3 separate regions of the Homo sapiens genome follow, and regions 2 and 3 are each linked to region 1. The links are chromatin contacts, found by Hi-C in ENCODE. All regions are on one chromosome and are shown on one strand. Each heading gives the region's core, a stretch centred on a gene start or an enhancer-like site at or near the end of the contact. The rest is flanking DNA. Distances are from core to core; before and after follow the strand shown. Region 1 holds the start of CDC25A (cell division cycle 25A). Region 2 holds the start of DAG1 (dystroglycan 1). Region 3 holds the start of APEH (acylaminoacyl-peptide hydrolase).

Region 1 (4,463 bases), core at 225-2,724:
GATCCGCCCGCCTCGGTCTCCCAAAGTGCTGGGATTACAGGCGTGAGCCACCGCTCCCGGCCTGTTGAGCCAAGTATTAAACCACATAAAACACAGGAGGAGAGGAAAGTATTCAGAGATACGACAGGGAGAACTATTTGAAACAGTGGGACCACAGACCATGTGAACTGTGCAGAGAGGCCTAAATAGCCTGGGGTTTCTGGAGGGAAGGGAGGTTCCTGGGTGGTGGAGCACTGGTGCACAGAAAAGGAGATGAATCCTGAGAGAGAGGTTCCTCACTGTGAAGGGTCTGGTGTTGGGGCCAAAGGTTTGGGGTTTCCACCTGTCCAGCATGGCTTTTCAAACTGTAGGGTTTTTTTTTTTTGAGTGGGGGGCAGGGGGTGTCTCACTTTGTTGCCCAGGCTGGTCTCAAATTCGTGGGCTCAGGCAATCCTCCCACCTCGCCCTCCCAAAGTGCTGGGATGATAGGCGTGAGCCACTAAGCCCAGCAGTAGGTTGCAATTAAATCATGCACTTATGGCCCTCAAAATCCGTCTAGGAGCTGCCACAGGTTCGGCGCTGTAAAAGTAAATATGCCCACTTAGAAAATGGGGATAATTCCTATGTCACAGAGTTGTAAAGATTAAATGAATTAATACAGATTAACACACTGGGAACAGTGTCAAGTGCATAAGCATTATGTAAACTTTAGCTATTATTTGCTATTATTGTGTTTGCTGTTATTTCTCTCTAGGAGCTCCCAGGGGGCTAAGAAGTGGTGGGAAAGAAAGAAATGATTCTAAGAGCATCCAATAAGGGCTAGAATGGAAGTGAGCAAAAAATGCTGAGGCCCACAGCACAGGTTGTACTGCGGGGTTCAAATCCCATGAGGCCAGCAGCACCCAGGGTCTGTGAGCCCTCCAGAGTTGGGCCCTGGTGGTCGAGTCCAGTCCTGGGGGTCATTGCATTCCCTCCCTCATTATAAAATGGGGCCTGGAGGCCCGGGGCGGAAGAAAGGGGTCCACAATACTGCACGGTTAGAGGCCGAGCCAAGGCTGGATCCGGCCAGACCTCCACAGGTCTTCCTTAGCCTCCACATTGCCTCAGAGTGTGGGGCGCCCGGCTGGGGGCGAGGTAGCGGAGGCCCAAAGGGGGCCGAAGCTAACTGGACGGCAGCTCGCGATGGGAACTACGCTTCCCAGCATGCGACGGGGCAAAGGGGCCTTTCAGCCGCGAGCAGCGCCTCGCAGGTTCTGCTGGGAGTTTTCATTGACCTCTGCTCCCCCTCTCATTTTGATCCCCGCTCTTCTGCTCTGGGCTCCGCCCCCTTCTGAGAGCCGATGACCTGGCAGAGTCCCGCGAGCCGCTTTCTTCTTCCCCTCTCATTGGCCCAGCCTAGCTGCCATTCGGTTGAGAGGAGGAGAAGTTGCTTACTGATTGGTGGATTCCGTTTGGCGCCAACTAGGAAAGGGGGGCGGGGCAGCAGCTGGCCCCACTGAGCCGCTATTACCGCGAAAGGCCGGCCTGGCTGCGACAGCCTGGGTAAGAGGTGTAGGTCGGCTTGGTTTTCTGCTACCCGGAGCTGGGCAAGCGGGTGGGAGAACAGCGAAGACAGCGTGAGCCTGGGCCGTTGCCTCGAGGCTCTCGCCCGGCTTCTCTTGCCGACCCGCCACGTTTGTTTGGATTTAATCTTCAGGTTGCCGGCGCCCGCCCGCCCGCTGGCCTCGCGGTGTGAGAGGGAAGCACCCGTGCCTGTGGCTGGTGGCTGGCGCCTGGAGGGTCCGCACACCCGCCCGGCCGCGCCGCTTGCCCGCGGCAGCCGCGTCCCTGAACCGCGGAGTCGTGTTTGTGTTTGACCCGCGGGCGCCGGTGGCGCGCGGCCGAGGCCGGTGTCGGCGGGGCGGGGCGGTCGCGGCGGAGGCAGAGGAAGAGGGAGCGGGAGCTCTGCGAGGCCGGGCGCCGCCATGGAACTGGGCCCGGAGCCCCCGCACCGCCGCCGCCTGCTCTTCGCCTGCAGCCCCCCTCCCGCGTCGCAGCCCGTCGTGAAGGCGCTATTTGGCGCTTCAGCCGCCGGGGGACTGTCGCCTGTCACCAACCTGACCGTCACTATGGACCAGCTGCAGGGTCTGGGCAGGTAAGGAGAGACCGGCGGGCGGTGCTCCGGGCCCCTGGCCTCGGTGTCGGCCTCGGAGAGATCAGGCCAGGAAACGGACCGGGAGAAGGGCGAGACCCGTCCGTCCGGGTTCGCCGCTCGGGGACAGCCGGGCTAGGGCCTGCCATGTGCACCCCCGCCCGGGCGGAATGTTGGGCGGGAGAGGCCGTCGGGACCTTCCAGGGGAAGAGGTGGAGATCCTTGGGCCTAAGCCCGAGCCAGGCCCACCTTCACCCCTTTCGGATTGCTCCGTACTCTCCTTCTATCTCTATCCCTGGAAGCTCTTTGGAATCTACCCCCGCGGGGAAAATCAGGCTCTTCTAGGCACTCACTTTCACCCTTTGCTAAACCATCCTCAGGATCTTCGTTTGCTGTGATCTTTGTTCCTTCTCAACAAAGGACCATGGCATTTTCTTTCCTGGCGTTTATGTAAAATCATCTCAGTCCCTCGCCCTGTGCACATTCCTGATGTCCACTCTGCTGCTTTCCTAAGGCCAGGTCTTTTTACCCAACTTTCAGAAAGCTTCCTGGGCTTTTCCTGATAGCAAAAAATGCATCCCACGGTGTTTCCCGCGGAAGAGCTACTTTCCCTTCAATCTCTGGCATCCCGTTTGCTAAGCACATGTCTTGTGCGTTTCCCAACTTCTGAAAAGCAGAAAGTGTCCTGTTCAACTTTCATCCCGACTCTGTCTCAGTACTTAGAACACATGCTTTTATTTTAGGAAATACCCCAACATTTGCCATAGCCATCATAACCTGCAATGTGGTCCAAGGCCATGCCCACCCACTCCTTTTTTCTCCTTTGCCCAAGTGCTAATTGGGTGTTCAGAGTGGCAAAGTGGGATCTTTGCCACTTGTGGTGTGGCCTAGAAATGGTTTCTGGCAGCCTGGCTGCTTCTTAATCTCATGGCCTATCTCCTGCATGTGACCTTTTAATTATATCCTATAAATCATTCATGGTTTATTTCTGTTGGTTTCAGTGATTATGAGCAACCACTGGAGGTGAAGAACAACAGTAATCTGCAGAGAATGGGCTCCTCCGAGTCAACAGATTCAGGTATTTAAGTCTGCTGTGTGGGGAGCAATACTCTGAATTTCCTGAAACATGCCTTTTCACCCAGGAGGTTAGTTTTGGTGAGAACTTGAGGAAGTCATGGCATTGGGTGATAAACTTTTTTTTTTTTTTTTTTGAGACAGAGTTTCGCTCTTGTCGCCCAGGCTGGAGTGCAATGGCATGATCTCAGCTCACTGTAACCTCCACCTCCCGGGTTCAAGTGATTCTCCTGCCTCAGCCTCCCGAGTAGCTGGGATTACAGGCATGCACCACCACACCCGGCTAATTTTGTATTTTTTAGTAGAGACAGGGTTTCTTCATGTTGGTCAGCCTGGTCTCGAATTCACAACCTCAGGTGATCCGCCTTCCTCGGCCTCCCAAAGTGCTGGGATTACAGCGTGAGCCACCGCGCCCGGTGATAAACATTATTGAGAACAATACAAAGGAGCCCTTGTGGCTGTTTATGAAGAAAGGAAATAGGTTTCAAATGTCTATAAGGAGGTGGTGTGTGCTTGCCCTTGAAGGATGGGTAGTAAAGTATAATTCACCATACCACTGTAAGTGGCATTCAGGCAATCTTACTGGTTAAAATACAGGATCAAATGATTGGAAGTACAGTGTCATGAAATCATTTCAGTGATGCTGCTATGGAGGAAATTGCCAGTGCATTTCATTCTTCATGAATTCATATTACTGCAGAGTTTATCTGTATTTGTACAGATAAGACCATTGGTGCAAAGATCCTTTAGGTTAAAGGAACTGCAAGAGCAAGTCTTAAAATGTAATGTAGGCTTCTGTATGTAGAATGTAATTTAATATAGAACTGGGGATAGGATTATCACTTGTAGCAGTGTGGTGAGCAAGGGCTGTAACACCTCACTTTCCATAAGGCTGTATAGACACATGAGCTATGGGTGGGTGGGTCTGCGTCATCTGAGCTGGCATATTAGTAATGCTGAACAGTGTCTCCTTCACCCTGCTGCCTTTTGTGAGATGGACACCTTGGTGTCATTTTGTTAAAGGCAGCAAGTGCTTGCCTTGCATGTCATGACCAGTAGTTGTATTTTTCTTTTTCATTTTGAGACAAGGTCTCAACTCTGTCACCCAGGCAACTCTGCCTCCCAGATTTAGAGAATTCTTCTGCCTCAGCTTCCCTAGTAGCTGGAATTACAGGTGTGGGTCTCAAACTTCTGATCTCAGGTGATCCACCCACTTCGACCTCCCAAAGTGCTGAGATTACAGGGGTGAGCTACTGCACCTGGCCTTTTTTTTTTTTTT
Region 2 (4,907 bases), core at 2,408-4,907, 1.3 Mb before region 1:
TAACAGAGTGAGACTCTGTCTCAGAAGAAAAAAAAAAAAAGGCCAGGCGCAGTGGCTCACGCCTGTAATCTCAACACTTTGGGAGGCTGACGCGGGCGGATCACCTGAGATCAAGAGTTCAAGATTAGGCTGGCCAACATGGTGAAACCCCATCTCTACTAAAAATGCAAAAAATTAGCCTGGCGTGGTGGCAAGTGCCTGTGATCCCAGCTACTCGGGAGGCTGAGGCAGGAGAATTGCTTGAACCTGGGAGGCGGAGGTTGCAGTGAGCCAAGATCACGCCACTTTATTCCAGCCTAGGTGATGTGACAGAGCAAGACTCCGTCTCAAAAAAAAAAAAGGAAGAAAAGAAATGAAATATGCTCTCAACTGCCTCCACAAGGATGAACACACATTGTCTCTCACGGGTTAAGATGCCTGCTGTGCGCAAGAGGAAATGCAGTACCCCAGGTTCAAGTAGGAGATAAAGTTTTGTGTTTTTTTTGTGTTTTTTTTTTGTTTTGAGACGGAGTCTCGCTCTGTCGCCCAGGCCGGACTGCAGTGGCGCTATCTCAGCTCACTGCAAGCTCCGCCTCCCGGGTTCACGCCATTCTCCTGCCTCAGCCTCCAGGAGAATGAGTAGCTGGGACTACAGGCGCCCGCCACCCCACCTGGCTAATTTTTTGTATTTTTAGTAGAGACAGGGTTTCACCGTGTTAGCCAGGATGGTCTTGATCTCCTGACCTCGTGATCCACCCGCCTCAGCCTCCCAAAGTGCTGGGATTACGGGCGTGAGCCACCGCGCCTGGCCAGTTGTTTTGTTTTATTTTTTATTTTTTTTGAGACCGAGTTTTGCTCTTGTCACCCAGGCTTTCAGCTCACTGCAACCTCCGCCTCCCGGGTTCAAGCGATTCTCCTGTCTCAGCCTCCCGAGTAGCTGCGATTAAAGGCGCCCGCCACCATGCCTGGCTAATTTTTGTATTTTTTAGTAGAGACGGGGTTTCACCATGTCGGCCAGGCTGGTCCTGAACTCCTGACCTCAGGTAATCCACCTGCCTCAGAATCCCAAAGTGCTGGGATTACAGGCGTGAGCCACCACGCCCTGCCTGGAGATAAAGTTGTTTTTTGTTTTGTTTTTGAGACGGAGTCTCGATCTGTGGCCCAGGCTGGAGTGCAGTGGCTCTATCTCAACTCACTGCAAGCTCCGCCTCCCGGGTTCACGCCATTCTCCTGCCTCAGCCTCCTGAGTAGCTGGGACTACAGGTGCCCACCACCACGCCCGGCTAATTTTTTGTATTTTTAGTAGAGAGGGGGTTTCACCGTGTTAGCCAGGATGATCTCGATCTCCTGACCTCGTGATCCGCCCGCCTCGGCCTCCCAAACTGCTGGGATTACAGGTGGGAGCCACCATGCCCGGCGATAAAGTTTTTAATAATCAAATGCCAGGCCTCCTTTCCTATGCATCGACGGCAGTCTAAGTGGTCCCTAAGTGGTCCCTCCAAATCCCACCATCCTCAACACTAACCAGACACAAGCAACTCTGTAGGTCACTATACCAGGTAGTCAACAAGGAATTTAAATCCTTGGTTATGCTTGGTCTTCTGGCCCATGCATTCCAGAATGTAGCTCCTCCCCCATCATGGCAGGACATCCCCTCTGTACTACCTTTTCAGTCTCTCTTTTCTGATGGCTCCTTCTCCCTCCCCACCTCTCCTCTGTTAGCTGACTTAACTGCCAGAGGTCCTGACCCCCTCCCTCTTCCTGCCACTCCACCAGCAATATCTTTCTAAACACAGGTCTGGGTCACACCACTCTACTGATTAAAAGGCTCCCCAGACTCCTGCACCCCGCATACAAAGTTGGAACTCCTGAGCACAAGGCAGGCCCAGAGCTCGCACCTGCCAAGCTGGAGGACTCCCAAGCACTATTTTAGGTGCTCATGTACATGTGGTTCCCTGTGTCCAGGCCTTGATGTCCCCCACTAATTCCTGCTGGCCCTGAAAACCACAGCTCAGGAATTCCCTCTCTCCTCAGGCTACTATGTGAGCACGCTTAGCGGGCAGACACTATTAATCATGGGTTCCCTGGTCCCCACTGCCCCCTAAACTGAATTCCTTAAGGGCAGAAGCAGACTCTTTTACATGGGTCCCTAGGATCTACCACAGAATTTGGCAGGTAGTGAATCAAAATATTTGTTCAAATGAATAAATGCATTTTGCAAAATCAATTTTTAAGAACAGTGAGGATTTGCACTGTGCCTCTTTTAACAAAAGCACATGTCAGCACAAGCTTTTATATCCCATAGGGTCTTCACATGATGGATCCAACTCCCTACTGAAATCTGATTTCTCCAAAATACAGGACACAGGCCATGAGCTCTTCTTCCTTAGTTCACAGCAAAAAAAACCCACAAAAGTTCAACTAAACTTCTCCATACTCAAACTATGGATTTTTATGCCTCCAAAATGTAGTACGGTTGAATTCTTTTTTAGAACAGGAACATTCCAAAATAATGTCTCTGAACTTAACTAAGCATAGAACCTGATAAAACTGCAATACCCCATCTACACCAGACTTTGCAAAACACCTGAAAGCACATCCAGCTCTTTATCTGGAATTATGTCCTATAAACACCACCTTCCCTTCACGGAGTCTGGCTTCTATGCCAGGAGTCACTTCTACTCGCTTATTTAGGGAAGCAGCAGGCTAGAATCTTAAGTTAGACTCTGCGCTATGAAGGTGCTGTCCCAGGCTCTTGCCTCAACCAGTCAAAACTTCATCGTCACCATTAAAACTAATTCTGAAGCAACTCGATTTACAAAAATAAGAACTTTTCAAGTTATAGAGATTAAAGGATGCATTTTAAGTTACCAGTTGAGTTTGTAGGAAACTAACTTAGAATTTATGGCAAAAAGATTCCAAGCCGAGACGACATTTTCTGTGGAGACACTATCCAAATACACTCGCAGGTGAACCAGGTCTGCCAAATACAAAGTGAAAAGGTAGTAAGTAAACAAGCTTCCAAAGGAGCTCAAGTAAGGATGACGGAACCCACCAAGGCTCTGAGCAGCTCTGACAGAGCAGTGGCGGCAGCGGTGCCCTTCCCTGCCTCTAGCGGGGCTCGACTCCCCACAGTCGGAATCCGGCCCAACTGGGCCACAACCCCTATTGGAAGCCAGGGAGGCGGCCCGCAGGCGGCTCACGACCGCGGCCAAGGCGCAGGCTCCACGTTCCCGGGAGCGCGGGCCGAGCTAAGGCCTGGCCCATCGCCGCGGCGCGCGGCCCGGGCCTTGCAGCCGAACGCTCCGAGCCTTTGCCTGCGGGACCCAGAGCAAAGGGGCGGCTCCGCCCGGGCGGCACCGCCTCCTCACCCACAAGGACGTCCGCGGCCGTGTCCCCGCCCCGGGCCGAACAGCGAGCAGCAGCAGGTGTTCCGCGGAAGGCTCAGCCGGCAGCAGGGATGGGGGCCCAAGCAGCCAGGCACAGCGGATAGGGCGGGCGGTGCACTCACCCAGCGCCGGCGGGAGGACCGCGGCAGGTGTTCGCTCCTCCTGGCCCCAGGACGCCGCCACCGCCGCTCCCCGGGGATTCGGCGCGAAGCTGCCGCCGCCGCCACCGCCAAGCCTAAGAGGCGCGAGCGCCGCGCCGCAGCCTTCGCGCGAGCACGTACCGGGCGGTGAGAGGGCGCTGAGCGCAAGGGCGGGGCGCGCGGCCGGAGCCTAGCAACCGCCTGACACGCGAGTGTTGCAGCCAATCCAGCGGCCAGCTCCGCGCGGCGCCGACTGGCTGTCCGCGCGCCGCCGGCTTCTGCCTGCGTCGGCCGCTCCGCAGCGCGCCGCACCCGCGCGCAAGCCCCGCCCCGGCCAGCACCTCTCTGCTCATTGGCTAGCCACTCCCCCGCCCTAAAAGTCACGCCCCATTATGGAAGCCTCGCCCCCACGGCCAGGGAAGTCCGTCCCGGGACACACCCCGGCGGTCGGTCCCGGTCACTCGGAGCCTTCAGAACCAGTAGTGTGGGGGAGGGGCTCCCCGCCCAACTTCAGGCCTTTGGGCCTCTAAGACTAATCAAGGGACAGTCAGGACTGCGAACTGGCCCAGCAACTGGCCACCCGTCGACTGCGTTCAGCCCTCCTTATTTCCTTCGAATGCAAATCAAGGGGTATTTCTAAGCCATGAGAACAATCAGGAAGCGTTCTCTCAATTGCAAAGGATGAAAGCCTTGCTGCCCGGCCCTTACACGGATGGGAGACTGAGGCCAGGGACAGGAGGAGCGGGAAGCTAGCTCATCTCCTAGAGCCTCGCCCACAGCAGGCTGGGGAGTCGGAAAGCGCCTCAGGCCTAACCCTCGTCCCCTCCCCCTGCCTGGAACACTGGAATCCGACGCCTGCTCTCCTGCCCAAAATAGCTCTAACTCGCAGGCGCTGGTCACTCACTCCTAGTGGCCTGCATTCTTTTGGTGGGGGAAGAAATAAGAGAGGGGGGTTGCTGCCTGGAACATTCAAGGGGAGGGTCCTAAGGTAGCTCTAGCTCTCCCCAGGACTTAACCTGCAGCCCCCCACCCCAAAAGCCCCAGACTTCACAGTTACTGAAACTGACAGTTACCGGATGGGTCTGGGAATGAGACCCGTGGTGGGCTCTGCTTCTCATCCCCACACCATGCGCAGGATGGGTCCATTCCCTCCTTGGCCTGTGGCCAGGCTGGAATTCCAGGCCTGCACTCTTGACAGCAAGCACATTCTGAACACAGAACTGGCTGCCACCAGCCATGGTTTCCTCCCTGGATCCCGGAGAGCTCTGGGGCTCCCTGGCTTTCCCTCCCTCCTCAGGAGCGTCTGGGAGATGCAAGTTGCAGAGATAAGAAAGGAATGCCCCATCTCCCAAAAACATACCTTTTTGCAATTATCTATACTTCAGTGTCTCGGCTCCAA
Region 3 (4,681 bases), core at 313-2,812, 1.5 Mb before region 1:
GCTTCCGGTTCTTCTCCCAGACCTGAGGACATCTGGGCATTAGGCTGTTTGCCCGCTAACAGAGCCTTATCTGTGGGGCAGAGCCTCTCTCTTGTCACCCACTACCTGGTCCCATGCAGACTCACCTCCAGGAACTGCTTCTCTTCCCCAGGGCCCGTGCCTCCAGCCTTGCGCAGCACAGCTTTCATGGTGCCTGAAGGAGACTCTCTGCTCAGCAGTCTGTGGACATGGGGTAGCACAGGTCAGGATTATCTTGCAATAACCCCTTCCTGCTCCCTACTGGGCACACCTCTTAGGAGAGATTCTTGAGGCTCTGGCCCCACACCAGCTTCTGGAGCACCTCTAGCCCCACCTTGCCTTTCCTCCCTGAGGCAGAGACTCTACTCTCTGCAACTCCCCAGGCCACCATGGGCTCTAGTCCAGGCTGAGTTTGGAGCAAGCTTCCAGTGCTTATCAGGCCATGTCACCAGAAACTGAATGAGCTCCCAAGGGGGCAAGAACCTGGCTGCTGGCCTCCCTTCTAGGCACATGGTGAGCATTCATAAAAGGCTTGCATTGCGGACGGCTGTGGCCTTGCCCACAAGCTTCCTCCCTCAAACTTACTCCCCCCGGGTCTCCACACTGTTGCCTGCAGGTCCTGCAAACACCACTGAGTCCCCGTCATGGAACACCAGGTATTGGCGGCAGAATCGAATGTTCTCCATGCGTTCCAGGTCCCTCTGGGTCCACTCTGTGAGGGGAGGCATGAGACTGCTCACCTTGTCTTGGCTACTCCTGGCTACTGCCCCCAGCCCCACCTGACCCAGGAAGGCCTAGATCTATCTTCCCCAATCTCTCAATCTGTCTCCAGACACTGACACCCTGGCTGCAGGCTGGACAACACTTGGCCACAACCCTAGTCCAGGCCTCCAGAGCCTGAGCTGACAGCCTCTTTGAGAGAACCCCCTAGTAACCCCAGCATCCACCCTGGAATCTTGAGGGCAGCCTGGCATGTGTATGGGATGGCGTGTTGGTGGAGAGCCCTACAAGGTCCACGCCCTGAGCCCAGGTTTGACTTCTACCCCTACGCCGTCATCTCGTGCACTCATGGCCGCCATTCGATAACGCCCCGCACGCCCCCTCCCCCCCTCCACACACCTGTGTGCAGGGACCTGTGGGAGTGTAACCTCCAAGTCCAGGCCGGCTCCCTATATACCCTTACGCACTGTCAAGCAGCGAGCCCTCCACACCCCCTTCCTTCCCACCCCAGTGCGCGACCCCGTCGCCAGCCAGTTCCCCTTCGCACACACACCAGTGTGCACCGTCCGGTATTGGCCGCCGTACTGCGTGGTGACCTCCGGGCCCAGGCAGGCGGCGCTCAGCGCGGGCTGGCGGCTAAGGCCCCGATACAGAGCCGCCGCCTCCTCGGGCTCGCTCAGCAGCACCTGCGCAGGGGACACACCAGGGTCAGGCCCGGCCCGGGCTGCAGGGACCACGGGGACCGCGGGCCGAGCCCTCACCTGACGTTCCATAGTCTCCTCTCTGCCGCCGGGGCGAGGCGGGGCGTGCTCGCGCCCGGAAGTGAGGCTTCCGGGGGCGGAGCCTGGGACGGCCCGGGCTGTCTCCGCCCCTGCCCTGCGGCAATCTGTGAGGGGCGGGGCCTTCGGCTAATGGGTGAGGACCGTTGGCAGGGGGCGGGCCTTGACGGTGAGAGGACCCGGCCTGGGAGCGAGAAGTCCTGGGTGGGTGAGAGCAGGGGTCTCGCCAGGGGCGGACTAGCCAAGTGGGGGGCGGGGCCGTGGGCTGAGTCCTGGGCCTCTTACCGAGGGGCGAGGCGTTGGATCTCGGAGGAGAGGGGGCGGCCCTGTGGAAGCGGAACCCGGGAGCCCGGCTTCGGGGAGGGTAGAAGGGCCTACGAGAGAAGGGGTTGAGGGGGTGCTGCAAGGCGGAAGCAGCGCGGTCGGACGGGCATGGCCCAAGCACGCGAAGGGCGGGGCCCGAGGGGAATGGGACCAATGAGTCTTTGAGGATGAAGGGCAAGGCGGGCGGGTCCGGATTGGAGCCCTGCGAGGAATGTGGAGCCGGGAGCCTGTGAGCGTGAGCGTGAGCGTGAGCGTGAGCGTGAGCGTGAGGGTGAGGGTTGGGCGGGGCGGAGCCGGCCGCAGCGTGGATCTCCCGCGGCTCTGGGGCTGACTGTAGGGTTCCTTCGGGTCCACCACGAGGCCGACATTCACTACACAGTGCCAGGCCCTGCCCTGGAGGGAGTTCCACGCAGACGAAGAAGAGAAGGGCCAGGGTCCGGGCGGAGGGCGCGAAGCAAAGCCCTGGGGTGCGGGGCAGAGGGGCGGGTGCCAACTCTTAGGGTGCTGCCCGGACTTATCAGTCGCCAGGCCTGCCGCAAGAGCTATCTATCCCCGCAGCCTTTACCCAGCCTTCTCAGTGGCACCTTGTTGGGGACCGTGAGCTGGTGGGTCCCTGCCTTCCTCCCCAGGCCTCACCCTGAGCTCTTGGGTGTGAAAGGCCTGGTGGGCTCAGACTCCACCCAGGACCAGGGAGCTTCCTGTGGAAAAAACCTAGGCAGGCAGGTTCCCTGTGCACGTGGTACAGGATTGGCTGGGCTAAGGTGCCAACAGAGATCAGGAGAGGCTGGACAGTAAGGATGTTCCCTCCATATACCTGAGTCTGGCTGGTCTTCCACATTCAGGGCCCTGGCTCCCTGCTCCATGGCGTGCTTGTGATTGAGAGTCCACTTGTCTGGCCTGTAGCTTCCCCTTTCCCATCAGCCGCATCATTACTTACTCAAGATAACTAGTTAAGTAAAAAAAAAAAAAAAAAAAAAAAAAAAAGTCCCGGCCGGCCGGGCGCGGTGGCTCACGCCTGTAATCCCTGCACTTTGGAAGGCCGAGGCGGGCGGATCACGAGGTCAGGAGATCGAGACCATCCTGGCTAACACGGTGAAACCCTGTCTCTACTAAAAATACAAAAAATTAGCTGGGCATGGTGGCAGGCGCCTGTAGTCCCAGTTACTCGGGAGGCTGAGGCAGGAGAATGGTGTGAACCCGGGAGGCGGAGCTTGCAGTGAGCCGAGATCGCGCCACTGCACTCCATCCTGGGCGACAGCCAGAGTCCATCTTAAAAAAAAAAAAAAAAAAGTGCCAGGCGCGGTGGCTCACGCCTATAATCCTAGCACTTTGGGAGGCTGAGGCGGGTGGATCACCTGAGGCCAGGAGTTCGGGATCAGCTTGGCCAACATGGAGAAACCCTGTCTCTACTAAAAATACAAAAATTAGCCGGGCTGGGTGGCACGCGCCTGTAATCCCAGCTACTCGGGAGGCTGAGGCAGGAGAATCGCTTGAACCTGGGAAGTGGAGGTTGCAGTGAGCCGAGATCATGCCACTGCACTCCAGCCTGGGCAACAAGAGTGAAACTCCGTCTCAAGAAAAAAAAAAAAAAAGAGTCCCAACTTTCTGACGCCACTGCATTTGTCAGTATGTACAGGACTGTATCAAGGCCAGAAACAGGAGTAGAATGAGTGGCCCCAGCCACCAATTTGGGTGGAAAGATTGGAAAATAGGATGTTCATCAAGCATTGTTTATAATAGGAACACTGGGAACATAGTGCCTGTTCCTTAGATTGTGTGTGGTAGACTGGCTATGAACTAATGGTGTATCTCTCTGGAGGTTGAGCACTGGAAGACGAACATTTAAGTACCTGAAATAAACGTGGAAATAAACAGAAAGCTAGAAAACAGGATATATTGCACCTTCTGGCTTCTGTTTAAAATGAAGACTGGAACAACAAACAGGAAAGAAGGACACGCATCAAAATGTTAATTCTGGGGAGAGGGCCAGAGGTGAAGCTGGGATTCCTGTTTATCTGTGTTAAAAAAAAAAAAAAAAAAAAAAAAGGTCTAGCAACTCTGGGTGACTTCGGTAAGGAGGTACTCCTGACCATCTGAGGAAGGCCTAAGGTCTGGCAGCCGGTGAGAGTTTGGGGGTTGGAAAATTCGGAGCAAGGCAGAGAGGTGTAGGGCTTGTTGGCAGCACCAGGGGGCAGCACTTGTTCACTGCCTCCCTGGAACCAGGTCCCAGAAAGCTGTGTATGCAGCCAACACACCTGAAGGCCATGGAGGTGCTGTCCCTCAACAGCCTGCGCACTGACTGCCTGCTCCAGGTCCAAGCTTGGGACCTCCCCTTGGGCACCTTTGTGGAGGGCCCATTGTCTTTGGATGGCTTGGTGTGGACTCAGCCCCGTGCTGTGCCAGCACTTCTGCAACTTTGTCCATCCTTTTCCCTTTAACCATGGACAGGATTGTCGCAAATTTGGGGATTTGCTCCTTCAGCTAAGCCTTCCCACTTGAGAAACCATCCCAGAAACAGTCTGTAGGTTGTTTATATCAAGTCCTTTTATTCTGATACCACAGAATTACCTTGTCACAATACAGGGGGAGGGACACTGAAGTACCACGAGTTCTCACAGAGCACAGAAGGACAGCACACAATTCACAAGGTCATGTGGAGGACTCGGGTCATTGCACTTACAACTGTAAACTTGTTTGTTTGACTTTGTACAGCACTCTTCCCCCCTCAAATAAAGAAGGAGAGAAGGAAAGAAAGGGAGAGAGGGAGGAGGAAGGGGAAAGCAAAAACAAGACATGAAAGCTAGAGGAAAAGGTATTGAGTGGCCACCACTCTCCAGGGT

What was found. A loop is a pair of places that touch in the nucleus more often than their neighbours do. Pooled maps may share reads with other maps.
Region 2: a map of CD8-positive, alpha-beta T cell shows a loop between it and region 1 (20-fold over the local background). The contact joins the promoter of DAG1 here to the promoter of CDC25A in region 1. A Hi-C loop is called at or near these places in 2 of 168 maps with a recorded cell type or tissue (CD8-positive, alpha-beta T cell and naive thymus-derived CD4-positive, alpha-beta T cell) and 6 of 50 pooled maps.
Region 3: a loop to region 1 is called in a pooled map, with 9 times the contacts of the local background. The contact joins the promoter of APEH here to the promoter of CDC25A in region 1. A Hi-C loop is called at or near these places in 6 of 50 pooled maps.

What each region holds. Positions count from the first base shown.
Region 1 is chr3:48,185,428-48,189,890 of GRCh38, reverse strand. It overlaps CDC25A (cell division cycle 25A), which reads left to right and starts at 1,474. Exons shown (of 15, transcript NM_001789.3): 1 at 1,474-2,113; 2 at 3,112-3,188. The coding sequence starts at 1,944. RefSeq lists a silencer at 1,808-2,017 and an enhancer at 1,761-2,389.
Region 2 is chr3:49,469,017-49,473,923 of GRCh38, reverse strand. It overlaps DAG1 (dystroglycan 1), which reads right to left and starts at 3,657. Exons shown (of 3, transcript NM_004393.6): 1 at 3,491-3,657. RefSeq lists a silencer at 3,239-3,978.
Region 3 is chr3:49,671,232-49,675,912 of GRCh38, reverse strand. APEH (acylaminoacyl-peptide hydrolase) reads right to left here and starts at 1,562. Exons shown (of 22, transcript NM_001640.4): 1 at 1,500-1,562; 2 at 1,292-1,424; 3 at 604-730; 4 at 126-219; 5 at 1-22. The coding sequence starts at 1,511. It overlaps BSN (bassoon presynaptic cytomatrix protein), which reads right to left. Exons shown (of 12, transcript NM_003458.4): 12 at 4,364-4,681. RefSeq lists a silencer at 1,268-1,877.